Regions from separate parts of the Mus musculus genome. Here region 1 is linked to region 2. The links are chromatin loops, found by intact Hi-C in ENCODE. Cell type or tissue: gastrocnemius. All regions are shown on one strand. Links, peaks and the distances in the headings refer to the core of each region. The heading gives the core; the rest is flanking DNA.

The links. Hi-C counts contacts between places; a loop is a spot of excess contacts. Peaks named below come from ENCODE experiments on the same cell type or tissue, not always from the same donor. Only the 100,000 strongest peaks of a DNase experiment are listed, where the experiment ranks them.
Region 1: a loop joins it to region 2, with 3 times the contacts of the local background. A loop is called at or near these places in 1 of 42 quality-filtered maps.

The regions. Positions count from the first base shown.
Region 1 is chr19:8,926,702-8,934,347 of GRCm38, reverse strand. It overlaps Rom1 (rod outer segment membrane protein 1), which reads left to right and starts at 4,992. Exons shown (of 3, transcript NM_009073.4): 1 at 4,992-5,764; 2 at 6,124-6,370; 3 at 6,461-6,966. The coding sequence starts at 5,175. The coding sequence ends at 6,679. It overlaps Eml3 (echinoderm microtubule associated protein like 3), which reads right to left and starts at 4,654. Exons shown (of 22, transcript NM_144872.1): 1 at 4,396-4,654; 2 at 3,378-3,549; 3 at 3,044-3,304; 4 at 2,845-2,958; 5 at 1,039-1,106; 6 at 802-925; 7 at 408-578; 8 at 192-261; 9 at 1-106. The coding sequence starts at 4,417. It overlaps B3gat3 (beta-1,3-glucuronyltransferase 3 (glucuronosyltransferase I)), which reads right to left. Exons shown (of 5, transcript NM_024256.2): 5 at 7,112-7,612. The coding sequence ends at 7,514. In gastrocnemius, for the core only: a CTCF peak has its summit at 4,527; DNase peaks (open chromatin) are centred at 4,601, 4,897 and 5,331; H3K4me3 peaks cover 2,267 bases; H3K27ac peaks cover 2,373 bases.
Region 2 is chr19:8,867,829-8,875,474 of GRCm38, reverse strand. Ubxn1 (UBX domain protein 1) reads right to left here and starts at 3,927. Exons shown (of 9, transcript NM_001362044.1): 1 at 3,719-3,927; 2 at 3,563-3,616; 3 at 3,361-3,467; 4 at 3,188-3,257; 5 at 1,770-1,961; 6 at 1,629-1,680; 7 at 1,220-1,336; 8 at 123-315. The coding sequence starts at 3,777. In gastrocnemius, for the core only: CTCF peaks have their summits at 3,700 and 3,914; DNase peaks (open chromatin) are centred at 3,994 and 4,403; H3K4me3 peaks cover 2,399 bases; H3K27ac peaks cover 2,500 bases.

The DNA.
Region 1 (7,646 bases), core at 3,482-5,981, 58 kb before region 2:
CTGAAAAGGCCAAGGCCCCCACACCTCGCTCAAAGGCACCCAGTCCAATCTCCTGCAGTTTTAGGAGTGTCTCTGAGTCCCAGATATGAACCACGGGCTGCAGGGGCTAGTGGAAGAGAAGGGGTCAGAACCGGGAAGAAAAGCTGACCTGTTATCTCATCCTATCTGCTCGATATTCTGCTTGACATTACCTTTCCATCCTTGTCCACTCCAGCTGTCTGTCCTGAGGCTACACGAACACCATCAGGGTGAACAGCAAGGCTAAGGAAGGGGAAGAGAACTATAGGAAAGGGGTCTCTCTCAAGACCACCCAAGAAGCAGCAAGGCAGCTGTCTTTGCTACCCTTCCCCCCGTAGACAGACCCTCTTCCTGTCAAGCCCACCAGCCCCAGACCCCAAGACCCTCACCATCGAACGCAGTCTGTGTGACCCCGGTAATGTCTCTGGCCGCCACCTCCAGGACCCCCTGGGCCTCCCCCAGGCCGGTACAGCACCACTACACAGGCAATAAAGTAGACCACCTCCCCAGAGCGCAGCACAAATAGATTAGAGCGAGAATCACGACCCCTGTACCCATAACTGTGTTGAGGGGCATGGTCAAGGAAAGGGCCAGATGAAGGACAGGAAGAGGAAGAAGGGAACATGAAAACGGCAAAGCTCCCACTTGGCATCACCATCCACATTAGGGTGGTATGGGATAATTCACAGGATTCCTTGTCCACCCCCACACAGAAAGAAACTGTAAAGAAGGAAAGGGACCCATTGTGGGCAGGGGTGATTCCCACGGAACTGAATAGGATACACCCAGTCGAGGCTCAGGGTCTCTGGGGGCGGGCCGCTGGGCAGCTCCTCAAGACTTCGGATGCCAGACGGAATGTACATGGTGATGGGACGGCCACGAAGGAACATCTTCACTGAAATGCCTTCTACAGGAAAAAGCAGGGAAATAAGCCTCCCTCCTGAAGGCCAGAGCAGCAAACCCACCGTACCTGACTAATTCCATCATGCGAGTTCTTCCCTCCACTTCTCTGTTACATACCTAAGTTATAATTGCTCCTCCGAGATCCGGGACCCCCAGGACTGGACAGAGGGTCTTTGTTCCCCCGGCTATTGAGAAGAGGTAAAAGTATAAGACCAGGATCAAGTGTCAAGACCTGAGAGAAGTGGGGACAAGATACTGACAGGAGCCGGGCATGGTGGCGCATGCCTTTAATCCCAACACTCGGGAGGCAGAAGCAGGCGGATTTCTGAGTCTACCAAGTGAGTTACAGGACAGCCAGGGCTACACAGAAAAACCCTGTCTCGAACCAAAAACAAAAAACAAAACAAAACAAAAAAAGATACTGACAGGAGGTTCCTCCCAGTCAGCCTGCTAATGTGGGGTCACTGTTAGGGCTCTAGAGAGATGGGGACTTTTAGTTGAAAGAGAGGTGGGGGGGGAAGGAAAGAAGGAAGGAAGGAAGGAAGGAAGGAAGGAAGGAGAGAGAGAGAGAAAGAGAGAGAGAGAGAAAGAAAGAAAGAATAAAAGAAAGAAAGAAAGAAAGAAAGAAAGAAAGAAAGAAAGAAAGAAAGAAAGAAAGAAAGAAAGAAAGAAGGAAGAAAGGGAAGGCAATATAAAGGTGAAACAACAGAACCATAGAACTATAGCCTGTGCCCTTTCTTCTAGGCCTCTACTGACCTTTTTATTTCCATATTTGTAAAATGAGGTCAGAATATATACCAACCTGCCTTTCAGGAATCTGGAAGGTAGGCAAAATCTCCCAAAAGGAAAGTGACAATTGAATTCCAGAGGTCACTATCACTGGATGATAAGCTAACAATAGCTCTTCAGAGAACATAGTAGAAGGTGAGAAAGGACAAGGCTGGAGTAGACCTTCAGGTCCACTAAGACAGTGACCCCACACCAGCAGGCTTCCTGGCACTAGGATGCTACAGGAGTAGGCAGAGCAGGACTCTGTAGGGAATGGGGATTGGCTGAAACTCTGAGGATAGCCACTGGGAAAGATCACCAGAGCTGCTAGGTATCTTCCCAACACTCTGGAGGCCAAGAAAGGACTATCATACCTGAGACCCTGTCCTTTTTTTTTTTTTTAATATCTTTTATTAGGTATTTTCCTCATTTACATTTCCAATGCTATCCCAAAAGTCCCCCATACCCTCCCCCGCCCTCCCCTACCCACCCACTCCCACTTTTTGGCCCTGGCGTTCCCCTGTACTGGGGCATATAAAGTTAGCAAGTCCAATGGGCCTCTCTTTCCAGTGATGGCCGACTAGGCCATCTTTTGATACATATGCAGCTAGAGTCAAGAGCTCCGGGGTACTGGTTAGTTCATAATGTTGTTCCAACTATAGGGTTGCAGATCCCTTTAGCTCCTTGGGTACTTACTCTAGCTCCTCCATTGGGGGCCCTGTGATCCATCCAATAGCTGACTGTGATGAGACCCTGTCTTAACTAACTAAATAAACTGTCATCAGAGCTTTTAGCTCCTAGAATTTTGGAAGGTATGTTGTGGTATGAAAATGTCAGCAGAACCAGAATCAGGAAAAATCGGGTCCAGAGCTTGACTCTGTGACCTGAGGCAACTGACTGCCCTCTCTGAGCCTGCTTCACCTGTGCAACAGAAAACATGAGAGACCACCTAGTCACCAAAGATGTTACAGGGCCTGAATGACATGGAGGAGAGCTGCAGCACAGGGCCCCAAACATTGCAGGAGTCCCAAGGAATGCTTTGTTTCTTTCTTCCTGTTGGGTAATGAGGTCACCTACCCCACCCAGGAATGGAGAAAGTCAAGAAGCTAAGCCTGGGATACAGCAAGTTAAAGGAGGAAGGTGAGGCTTACCCACCTCTCTGTGCTCCCTGACCGCAATAGCAGGTTAGCTGAGGAAGCTGCCTTCCTGGAGAGTTTCTGCCTGGGCCGCTCTGAGGGGGAGGAGGAGGAGGAAGAATTTCTTCGGGGCCTGGTGGGACAGAATGAAAAAGTGAAAAATCAAGCCTGTTTCTCAGATTTCCCATCCATCCTAGCTACCACCACAGGATACCTACGTGTCAGAACGCTGAAGAGGCTGCACCGGCCTGAGGATTCCTGGGGGGCCAGGGGAGCCTGCCCCACTGCTGCTGCTGCACCCTCCTTCAGACTGGGTCCCACTAGGTTCTTCACTGCCCCCCTGAAGAGCTGGAGGACCATTGCTCAGGCCAGGGGGTCCAGAGGATGGAACAATCTCCAATTCTTCTTCCGTTTGGGTGCCTCTGGTCACCAAGGAAGGGCTGCATGTAGGTGGCAGTCCTGGAGGGACTGTGATGCTGCTGAGGAGACAGCAAATTAACCTGATGCCCCAAAGTTCCCAGGAAGGCAGAATGAGTGTGCTAGCATATATACCTGTTCCTTGTCGGGGCTGATATGCCAGAGCCCTGCAGGGTTGTGGTGGAGCCATGCAGCCGCAGCAGGCGAAGGGCTTCTGCTAAAGCCGCTTTTACCAGTTCCATCTCTTCTTCCTGCACCCGAAGTCGCTGGCTCAGGGTCTGCAGGGTCTCATGAGCAGGGCCCTCACCTGGGAAAGGGGCAAGAAGCACTCAGAAAAGTGCCACTACCTGGAGGGCAGAGCTGGTTTTGTCCTCCCACCCAATGTTACAATGCAACCATTCAATAGAGCTAACCCTTTCGAGTAGTCTAAAACTCGAAAGCTCATCCAGCGGCGAGGAGGTGGACAGAGATGGTAGGGGGCCAAAGTGCCTCCTCCTAGCAGGACAGGCAATGAGCCTGGCAAAACTCTTCCTGCTGCTGTCTCAGCCTCCACAGAGACAAAGTATTATGGAATACCAGGGGGGGGGGAAACATGGAATACTGCCGAGGTACGTGGGAGCCAGAGAGAGACACAGGAGCAATACTGGTGTGGAACCGCACGCAGCCCTCTCACCCCACCAGCAAGCGCAAGTCTCTACAAATGCAAACACAGCCAACAAGCTAGAGACACAGGAAAGTGAACTGGACAGTAAAGTCAGACTGAGAGGCCGGGGTGTAAGGCACACAATCCGGTGACTGTACAGCATATCAGTGGAGAGCTGTTACAGTGTACATCCCAAGGTAAGGGTAGAAGTCCGAAATAAGAAGACCCGGAATTCCCGGGGAAGAGGCCCAGTGTGACACAGTGGTCAGGGAAACTCAGAGGGGCACAGGGAACCAAGGAGTAGAATGGCATTAAGGAAGTCCAAAATGACTGTAGCGGGTTCCTAGGAACTAGAATTGGACGACCTGAAGAACTGAGGAGGATGCTCAGAGCCCCCGAGGCGCAGGAGCACGCGAGCACGCCACTAGACAGCGGTCCAGCACTAGCAGTGCCCGTCCGGCTGGCGCTCAGGGAATCCAGGCCACGCCGGCCGCCCCGCCCCGTACTCACCGGGCCCCGCAGCCCCGTCCATCCGGCCCCCGCGTTGCTCCGAGCAGCGTCGTCGGAGGCGTCTAAGCCGCGGGGGCCATGGCTAGGGAGAGGGGAAGGAAGCACTCGAGCGCGCGCGGAGGGGAGCCGTGCCACCCCTCGGGGGCGCTGACGAGCGTGGGGGTCAGGAGTTAGAGGGGGGCGCTGTGGAACCGGTTCTTTTACTCTCTCGGGGTTAGGCTCCCGGGGTGCGGTGACGGGCCGTCCGGAGCCCCTGCGCTGCAGCACAAACAGGCGCGGGACACGGAGTCGCCAGCAAGCGCGGGAGGGAGGCGGGCCGGAGGGGGGGGGCGGGCCGCCAGGTAACCCTTCCCTGTCCGGGACCCGAGGCTCAGGCCGGAGGCGGGGACACACGGCTGACCCTTCACCCCGCCAGGCTCTTGCCCGGCTTCCGGCCCGCAGGCTCCCAGAGGACCTGGGAGGGGACGTAGAGCTTGAGATCTGGGTCTCTTAAGCCTGAAGCCCAGCGTACCAAACTCACTTCCGCGAAAGGGCAGGGCGGGGTCACGAAATGGGCCTTAAGCCCGGGGGCGGGGCCTTTCCTAAAGGGCAAGGCTAAGAAGCATCCTGAATCGGAGCCTGCAGAGGGTTATTAAGGCTAGAGTGGAAGGATGTCCAGGGTATTGGGGTCAGGGTGGCATTAGCCCTGTTGAAGCCAGGCTGGGCTGACTCAGCATCCTGCCTGCCCTAGCCAACCCCAAGCCCCGACGGCTTCTCACTCCCTTGGGCAGAGATGGGAGATGGCGCCGGTGCTGCCCGTGGTGCTGCCCCTCCAACCCCGTATCCGTTTGGCACAGGGCATCTGGCTCCTCTCCTGGCTGCTGGCATTGGTCGGTGGCCTCACCCTCCTTTGTAGCGGGCACCTTCTGGTACAGCTGGGGCACCTTGGCACCTTCCTGGCACCCTCTTGTTCATTCCCTGCTCTGCCCCAGACTGCCCTGGCAGCGGGAACGGTGGCTCTAGGCACAGGGCTAGGAGGCGCAGGAGCCAGCCGGGCAAGTCTGGATGCAGCTCAATACCCCCCCTGGAGAGGGGTCTTGACTCCACTGCTAGCGGTTGGCACAGCTGCAGGTGGGGGGCTGCTGACCCTTGCCCTGGGGCTAGCCCTGGCTTTGCCAGTAAGTCTCAACCAGGGACTGGAGGAGGGCCTGGAGGCTGCCTTGGCTCACTACAAGGACACAGAGGTGCCTGGACGCTGTCAGGCCAAACGTCTGATGGATGAGTTGCAGTTGAGGTACCATTGCTGCGGGCGCCATGGCTACAAGGATTGGTTTGGTGTTCAGTGGGTCAGCAACCGTTACTTGGACCCCAGTGACCAAGATGTAGTTGAGTAAGTGACTGATTTGCTTCTTTTGTCTTCCTCTTCCTCCTTAGCCTTGAGATTCTTACCTGGACGTGCGATAAATAGAGCACGGTGGCTGAGAGGCTGGGTTATAATTCTATTTATCAGCCCAGGGCATGTTGCTAAACCGCTGTGGGCCCATTCCTCATCTGTAAAATGGAGATAACTATGCCCGTCTTTATCTTCCAGACAGACTCCTATCTTACAGAGTTGTGGAGATAAATGAATTATGCAAGCTTGAATAGTGAAGAACTCAGTAAATGTTGTATAATCATTGTTCTCAACTGCCCCTGCTCTCAGATGCTCCTCTCTGCCGCCTCATGACTATCTTGTCTATGCCTTTGCAGCCGGATCCAGAGCAATGTGGAAGGCTTATATCTGATTGATGGCGTCCCCTTCTCCTGTTGTAATCCCCACTCACCCCGGCCTTGCCTGCAAAGCCAACTCTCGGACCCCTATGCCCATCCACTCTTCGATCCTCGGCAGCCCAACCTAAACCTCTGGGCCCAAGGGTGCCATGAAGTGCTGCTGGAACACCTGCAGGGTTTATCAGGCACACTGGGAAGTATTCTGGCTGTCACCTTATTGCTGCAGGTTAGTCAGCTAAGGGCCCTGACTCCTACTTTCAGCTCTGTGACCCCAAACCCACTGACAATCACCCTTTGCACTTGCTTCCCCCCACAGATTCTAGTGCTCCTTGGTTTGCGGTATTTGCAGACAGCGCTGGAGGGCCTTGGAGGAGTCATTGATGGGGAAGGAGAGGCCCAGGGCTATCTTTTTCCTGGTGGGCTGAAAGACATACTGAAAACTGCATGGCTACAGGGAGGGCTTGCCCACAAGCCAGCACCTGAGGAGGCCCCACCAGATGAAGAACCTCCCAAGGAAGTTCTAGCTGAGGCCTAGAAACCTGAAGAGGTGGGGGTGGGAAGGGGAAAGATGGACAAATGTGGAAAACTTACAATTCGTTACTCAGACTCAGGGAAGGAAAGGTCCCTGGGGTTATAGGAGTTAAGAGCAAGCGGAGCTGGGCTGGAATGAGAAGTCCAGGTGTCCTGGAACCCAGCTGTCTCGTTGGAAACCACCAAGGTTGAGAACAGATGAGGGCGACAGGGAAGTGACAACCAAAGGACTAGAGAATGTTTCTAGCATCCAGATTCTACAATAAAGTTTGTGGACAGAAATCACTGTTCTCCCGCTCTCTTCCTCTCTCTGTCTCTGTCTCTCTCTCTTGGCTGGGAGCCTGAAAGACTCTGCAGAGGAGGAACCCAGCCTATGTAAGAACATGTACCTGATCTCTTGGGTAGGTCTGCCAAATGAAGGAAACCATGAAGCCCCTCCGGGTTGAGATTCTTTATTCTAGAGGTAGGAAGGGGATCGCATGCTCAGGTGGGGAGGGTCCAGCCCAGCTCCTCTAGCCCCCCACTGCATGCTTGTCCCCAATAAGTTACCCTTTTCCCACAGCTACCCTCCTTTCTGAGTCCATCTGTCCTGCTCCGCCCCAGATGGGGCTGATCTGGCTCACTAGAGAAGCTGCTTGTCCCCAACATGTGGGCAGTGCCACATGGCAGGCTGGGGGAAGGGAGGGAAGCAACTGGGACACACCCTGTGGTTGGAGGGGCTGCCTCTGGTTCTCAGGGGTCAGGTCTTTAAAAAAAAAACCACATCCTGGGCTGGCCTGGAGCCCAGTCCCACAAGGTATGTGCCTAAAATAAGGTAGAAGTCAGGGTGAGGTTGCCATCACACCTCAATGGCTGGGTCTGAGCCCTGGCCCTGCCGTTGTAGCTGCTCCTCCTGCTTCATCTTAGGTTTCTCTGTCCGGGTGTGCCATACCAGTACCTGTGAAGGAGAGTTTAGGGTCAGGACCAGCCAT
Region 2 (7,646 bases), core at 2,416-4,915:
AATTTCTGGACTCTATAGTATGAGTCCATTAAACCCCTTCTATCCCAACTGACTACCCACCCTATCCACCCCAACTGCCCCTCATTCCTTTAAGCGCTAACTCCTGGTCTCACATAACATACCCAGTTCCTGCAGAGGCCGTTCCATATCAGCCTCTGAGAAAGCCCGTCTGGGGAAGCCACTGAGCAACTGCACAGGGTCCTGGTCCTGTCCAGGCTCCTCCCCACGGTGAAGCTCCACGTAGAGCCTCACAGCTGCCAGCTGTTCCCGGGCCCGGAAAGTCTGGGTCAGTGAAGTCCCATCAGGCAGCCTAACCTAAAAGGCAAGAGAAAGATGCAGTACTATGAGCACTGAAACTGAGTGAGGACTAAGTATGGGGTGGCTTATGCCTAAAGCCTCAGCACTTAGGGTTAACAGCACAGGCAGATTTCTCAAGATAAGCCTGGTTTACACAGCTTCAGGGCTGGAAGAACAAATTCAAGGCTGGCATCAGGTACACACACAAGCCCCTGTCTTAAAACAGAACTATGACTAAGCAGGGTGAGGCCAGATAATGGCAATGCCTATAGTCACAGCACACAGAAGAAACAGGAAGATCACCAGAAGCTAGAGGTCAGCTTGATCTTCATAGTGAACTCCAGGCCAGGACTGTGTAGCAGGACCCAGGCCCAAGAATAAAATAGAGCAGAGTGGTGGCACATGCCTGTAATCCTAGCACTTAGGCAGAGGGCAGGGATAGCTCAAAAGTCAAGACCAGTCTAGTCTACGTAGTGAAACCCTGTCTGAAGTACCCAAGAAAGGAAAGGAGGTACTAGAGCTGGCTCTGCTTCCCTTGGAGCATCTGAACCAGGACAAATACTACTTAAAGGACCCGATGAACAACCACTCATGCTCCACCGCAGCAGGTGATGGTAATGGATTCGATACCTCACAAGACAAGATGGAATTACTTTTAAAAGTCACTGTGAGGACCATATTATGAAAATAGCTGTGTAATGAATCTAAAACTGCTTAGTAAGGATGAAGTAAGGATTTAAATAAGATGGGCAGGTGAAATTTGATCTTTCCAAAGAGTAGAGGAGATAGGATTTCAAAAGTCATGTACAAAGAAGGGAGAGATTTGGCAAAGGGGACTTAAGCGTGAACAGCTCTGGGCTGTCTGGCACTTTATAAGCCAACACGGGATTCCAGAAGCAAGACGGTCACTTGAAAACAGTACCTGTATACGACACTGGTCATACTCCCGCTTAGTAGGGGGCTCCTGGCTGGGAGAAGAAGGAACAGGACCTGGGTCTGTTGCTGGTGGGGATGACCGAGAACCCACACTACCACCATACTGAAAGACAAAATGGAACACTACCTCAGAGGGAGCACACTAGTCTAGCATGTATAAAGGGTCACCCTCCAGTACATGGGCCAAACACACACACACACACACACACACACACACAGAGGTTTGGCAGTTCACAGCTTTTAGTTAGAGTACTTGGAAGGCTGACGCAGGAGAATACTATGAGTCTGACACTAGTCTGGGCTAGAGTAAAATTGCCTCAAAAAAATCATGCTAAGCACACTTTAAGGAAATTAACCCACATACTCCACTATACCCAGACTTTCTAATCACCCACCTTCTTGGCTCTCTCTGCTTTGTCCCTTTCAATTTTTTCTCGAACCCTTTGTCTAGAATAGAGACAGGAAGAAAATAGGTCAGACATGGACAAGGCAAATCTTCATTTCTTTCCCAATTAGCGACCAATGAGACTTCAGACCTGGCAGCTAACTCTTCAGCCTTTTCCCTCCTGCGCTCCTCCGCAGCCCGGCGCATCTCATCTTCCTGCAGTTTCTGTCGTGCAACTGACAGCTCTTGCCCTTGTCTCCTCCGCTGCTTTTCTCGTTCTAAAGCTTCTCGCTCCTCTCTTTCTTCACGTTCCCGCTGCTTTTGTGCCACAAGTTCCAACATTCTGTTTTGCAGAGAAGAAAGAGGTAAAGTTGGACATGGAGTGGGAAGGTGAGTTTAGACTGAGAAATTAACAAAATAAGGGAATACGGGCTCCAAGACAGAGGAAAGGAAACAAAACCAAAACAGTAATATAAAGAGGACAAGCAGGGCCAGACCTGGTGACACACGCCTTTAATCCCAGCACTTGGAAGGCAGAGGCAGGCAGATTTCTGAGTTCGAGGCCAGCCTGGTCTACAGAGTTAGTTCCAGGACAGCCAGGACTATACAAAGAAACCCTATCTTGAAAAACCAAAGAGGACAAGCTAGGTGGTAGCAGTGCACGCCTTTATTCTCAGTGTTCAGAAGGCAGAGACAGGTAAATCTCAAGTTTGAGGCCAGCCTGGTCTACAGAGCCAGTTCCAGGACAGTCAGGGATAGAGACTCTTGGCTTGAAGAAAAAAAAAAAAACAGAACAAAGCCAAAAAAAAAAAAAAAAAAGTGTAGTTTAAAGGTAGAGCACAATATATCATGCATAGACCCTTGTGGGTTTTTCTTTCTTTCTTTCTTTTTTTTTTTTTTTGGTTTTTCTGTTTAGCCCTGGCTGTCCTGGAGCTCACCTTGTAGACCAGGCTGGCCTCGAACTCAGAAATCCGCCTGCCTCTGCCTCCGAGTGCTGGGATTAAAGGCGTGCACCACCACGCCCAGCGTGGGTTTTTCTTATTGTTGTTGTTGGTTTTGTTTTTAAAGAAAGGGCATAGTGATGCATATCTATAATCCCTGCATTTGCAAAGGAGAGGCAAGAGAGTTGGGATTTCAGGGGAATCTGCAGCCACACAGGAGTTTGAGACCAGTCCTGAGCTATGTGAGATGTTTCCTGGTGACTTGCAGCACACCCTCAAAACCGGAAAGGTCAGGTTCTATGATCAGACTTGTTTGTATTTGAGAGGAAGGAAGATGACCCATGACCCTTGGTAAAGTGTGTCACTGGGCTATGGTGGCCCAGGCCTGTAATCCCAGCACTAGAAGAATGTGGCTTCGAATTTAGCCTAGGCCGCATACGGGGTTCCAGCGCAGCCTGAGGTACACAGCTGGACTGCGTCTCAAAAAAATAATGCAAGGCACAGTGAAGGCCACATCTCAGCACTCTGGAGGCGGAGGCAGGAGGATCCGGAGTTCAGCCTGGGCAAGAGTTAGGCAGACTCCAAACAAAACACACACACACACACACACACTGAACTTGCCAGTCACCTCTTGGTCTGTTCTTGTCTCTCCTCTTCAGTCAAAATGGGTCTGCTTTCTCCAGCAGCAGACCCAGAGCCTGCAAACAAGCAACCAGGATTAGTATTTAGAATAAGATCATTCTGATTTTCTCGGGGCCCTTTCAAGGTCTCTAGAATCACAAGATGTCTCCCAGTCAGGACCTTCAGGGCCAACTTGCTCTGAGGGCGTGGGTTCTCGTCCCAGGACATGGCTGAGGGGAGTCTCCAGAGGCTCATCCACATCGGGGTCGTCTTCATGCTCCATCAGCCTGCGCGGAGAAAGTAGGCAGGGGTTGGTTAGCCTGGAGGCCACCTTGCCCAGCGGCTCCCAAACTCCCGCCACCCGTGCGGGTCGCCCGCTCACCAATCCATCGCAGCCTCGATGCCCTGGTTCCCTGTGAGGGCCAGAGCCTTCTCCCTGGGGGCAGAAACACCGTGAATAGCGCCCACCAGCCATGGTGACAGTCAGGCCGGCCAGGCCCGCGGCCTCCCACCACCGGCTAGGGGGAGGCTCCCTTACGCGCGTCCCCTGGGAAAGCCCATCTCGATGAGGCTCTCCAGAGCCGTCAGCTCCGCCATGGCGCCCGCCTCCGCCTCCGCGGGGACCTGCGGGGACCAGAAGGAAGACCGCAAGGGTCAGCCCGGGGCGACTCCGCCCGCGACGCCGCCCTCCCGGCGCTCGCTAACTCACGGGGCGGGAGACCCAGGGACGAGGGGGGAGTAGACAGTGAGTGGGGAGAGCGGAGGGGAAGCGGAAGTGCCCGGTCTGTTTGTGTCACGTGGAGGCAGGGTGGACGGGTGCCGAAGAGAGCCAGAAATGTCCTTCCTGGTGGGCGGGGACTTTGAGGAGGGACAACTGACAGGAAGGAGACCCACCCACGGGGAAGAAGCTCCAGACAGGCTTGAGCCGGTTTGCAGGCTTTTAGGATTCTAAAAGAGAGCCTGGCTATGGATCGGCGGGTAAAAGCACCTGCCTTCAAGCCTAATTATGTGAGTTCGATTCCTAAGACCCACGAGGTTGAGCACAGAGGAAAAAGGATTCCTGTTAGTTGTCCTCTGACCTAAGCACACGAGTCGGGGCGTTCATGATAAACAGTAAAAGTTTATCTCTCTCTCCCTCTCTTTCTGTCTTTCTCTCTCTTTCTTTCCTTTTGGTGTTTTGAGACAGGATTTCTCTGCATAGTCCTGGCTGTCCTGGAACTCGCGCTGTAGACCAGGCTGGCCTGCAATCCAATGAGATCCACTTGCCTCTGCCTCCGGAGCGCAGTACTGGGATCAGAGTGTGTCGCCACCACCTCCTTGCATTTTTTAATTTTCCGTTTTCTCTTTTACTTCTCTTTCTGTCTTTTGGCACCAAGACCAGACAGGCCTCAAACTCAGAAAAATCTGCCTGCCTCAGTCTTCCAAGTGCCAGGACTAAAGTTGTGTGCCACCACACCCATCGGTGATGTATGTAAAAGAAGTTGGGAGGAGAATAACTCTTATATATATTATTAGTAAGTTATTTATCAGAGTCTAGGGAGTAGGTCTAGTGGTGATTTGGTCTAGCATGCTTGAGTCTATGTTCATCATCATTGTTATCACTGTCTTTGTTTTTTGAGACAAGATCTCATTATGAAGCCTTGGCTGTTCTGGAACTTTCTAAATGGATCTGGCTTTAGAGACTGATCTCAAACTCAAATATCAGTCTGCCTCTGCCATCCAGAGTGCAGGGATCAAAGGCCAGAAACATCTTGCCCAGCTATCTTTTTTTTTTTTTTTTTTTTTTTTTTTTTTTTCGTTTTTGGTTTTTCGAGACAGGGTTTCTCTGTGTAGCCCTGGCTGTCCTGGAACTCACTTTGTAGATGAGGCTGGCCTCGAACTCAGAAATCCACCTGCCTCTGCCTCCTGAGTGATGGGATTAAAGGGGTGTCTCACCACGCCTGGCTTGCCCAGCTATCTTAAAACCTTTCTTTTTTTAAAAAAAGATTTATATTTATTCCATGTAAGTACACTGTAGCTATTTTCAGACACACCAGAAGAGGGCATCAGGTCTCATTGCATATGTTTGCGAGCCACCATATGGTTGCTGGGATTTGAACTCGGGACCTTCGGAAGAGCAGCCAGTGCTCTTAACCACTGAGCCGCCCTTAAATTAAATCTTGATTTCAGAATACCCTGGTCTCTATGAGACCTCAAAAACCCAAATCTTAGGCCTTTGAGATGGTTCAGTTGGTAAGACACCTGAGCTGGATCTCTGCAACCCTCGTTGGAAGACGAGAACCTGCTTCTCCACGTAGTACTTTTGTCCCCTGACGCTTAACCAACAAGGATGACATGCAGGCTCCACTTCCATCATACGTCAATAAATGTGATCATAACTAAAAGGAAAAATGAGGCTGGATGTGGTAGTGCACACCTTTGATCCCAGTACTTGGGTGACAAAGGCAGTTGAACTCTGAGCTCAAGGCCGTATGGTCTACAGAGGGAATTCCAGGACAGTCAGATTCACATAGTAAGACCCTGTCTCCCATCTATCCCCTCTCCCAAAACAACTTTTGAAATCAAGGTGTACAGCAGTGTTTATCAGGAGCCATAGATAATTCATACTTGGACCTGCTCACACTGTTGAAGGGGATCTATTGCCAAAGGGATCTTGGTGCACGGTTTTAGTTTGAGAGCAGGATAAGTGATAGTGACAGTGATACTTGGCTGGACAGTATGTACGTGCTAGTGTTGCTGTGCAATGTCTTGTCCAGCTACTCTGTACATGATATAAAACAGGCCTTGGTCCTCTGGGCTTGCAGTACCGGCTCTCTGCCCAAAATGTCCTGACTCTTCCCTCACCTTAGGTAGCTCTATAGCATTTCTCATTTCTTTAGACTACCGAGCTTTGATCGCCTACATGGCTCTTTTTTTCTCTTCATCGGTTTTTCAAGACAGGATTTTTCTGTGTATCCCTGGCTGGCCTTGAATTTAGAGAGATCTACCTATTTCTGCTTTCCAAGCGTTGGGATTAAAGGGGTGAGCCACCACCACCTGCGCTTTTTTTGTTTATTTTTCTTCTACTGCCAGGATCTTCTGCGCTCATATGCAGCCCCAGTTGGCTGTTCTGCTTGGGCTAACCCAGGTCATGGCAGTTCTGCTCAGGCTAACCTGGGTCATGGCAGTTCTGCTTGGGCTAACCTGGGTCATGGCGGTTCTGCTCAGGCTAACCTGGGTCATGACGGTTCTGCTCAGGCTAACCCAAGTCATGGCGGTTCTGCTTCCACCTCCTCAGTATTAGGATGACAAGTGTGACTTACCATGCTTGGCTTTCTGTTTTCCTTCTTTTTCTTTTTTTCCTTTTGTTTTTTGTTTTGTTTGTTTGTTTGTTTGTTTTGAGACATGGTCGCACTATGTTTTCCTTTGTTTTTGTGATGTGATGTCACTATATAGCCCTAATTGGTCTGGAACCCAGGTCCTCTGCAAGAGCCGCATCTTTAAAGCTAATTCTCTTCAGTCTTCCAGAAGAAAGGCAACAGGACAGTACAGCAGAGTTTTGTGGAACTGCTTACAATATAAATAAGACATGGAGACTTCTATGTAGTTTAAAGCTGTTGGCCTTATGCTGGGGTAGACTGAAAGGCTCTGAAAGGAGTCCCTCGCTCAGGCCTCTATCAATGACATCTATCTTGCCAATTTCAGGGCTTCTTTGACCTTTTACATTCTGTCAGGGTCTTTCATTCTCTCAGCTAGCTTTTATCCTAACCTGACTTTCCTGGCAGTATCCCTGCTACATGACTAGCTTCTTAGCTTTCTGTTTCACTCTGGTCTCCCTTCGTTTTTCTCCCATGTCTGCCTCGAATCTCCAGCCTCTATGCTTGTGTCCCTTGTCTCTCTGTCTGAAAGTTCTGCTGCTGTACTTCCTGCCCCAGCTATTGTCTGTTAGCTCTTTATTATAACCAACCAGAGGTTAGATAATGCCAGACCATCTCTTAGACTGCCTTTAGACAACAAGAGTTGCCTGACTTTCACATTTTGTGCAGATATTGAAAGGACATTTACAAATAGAAAAGCGGTGATGAGCCATAGAAGTGACAATACCAAATCTTGCCAGCATTTAGCTCTCTGCATGCACAAAATTAAAAATACAAAAACACACCTCAATACAAGGTAAGGAAGGTCACCCCAACAGAACACAGTAAACATTTGCCCAAGTTAAAGCCTAACTAGGCTACTCCCTGGCTTTGTGACCTTAGATTAACGTTCTGTGTCTGTTTCCTAATGGCTATTAGTATGTATATTGTAGAGATTCTGATAAAGTAAGAAGTAATAATTATGAAAATCTTTAGTACATATGTTATCAGTTTCAATAATAGCTATTATTATTATATACCTCTTTTTTGTTTGTTTTGTTTTTTGTTTTGTTTTTGTTTTTTGTTTTTTTGAGACAGAGTTTCTTTCTTTCTTTCTTTTTTTTTTTTTTT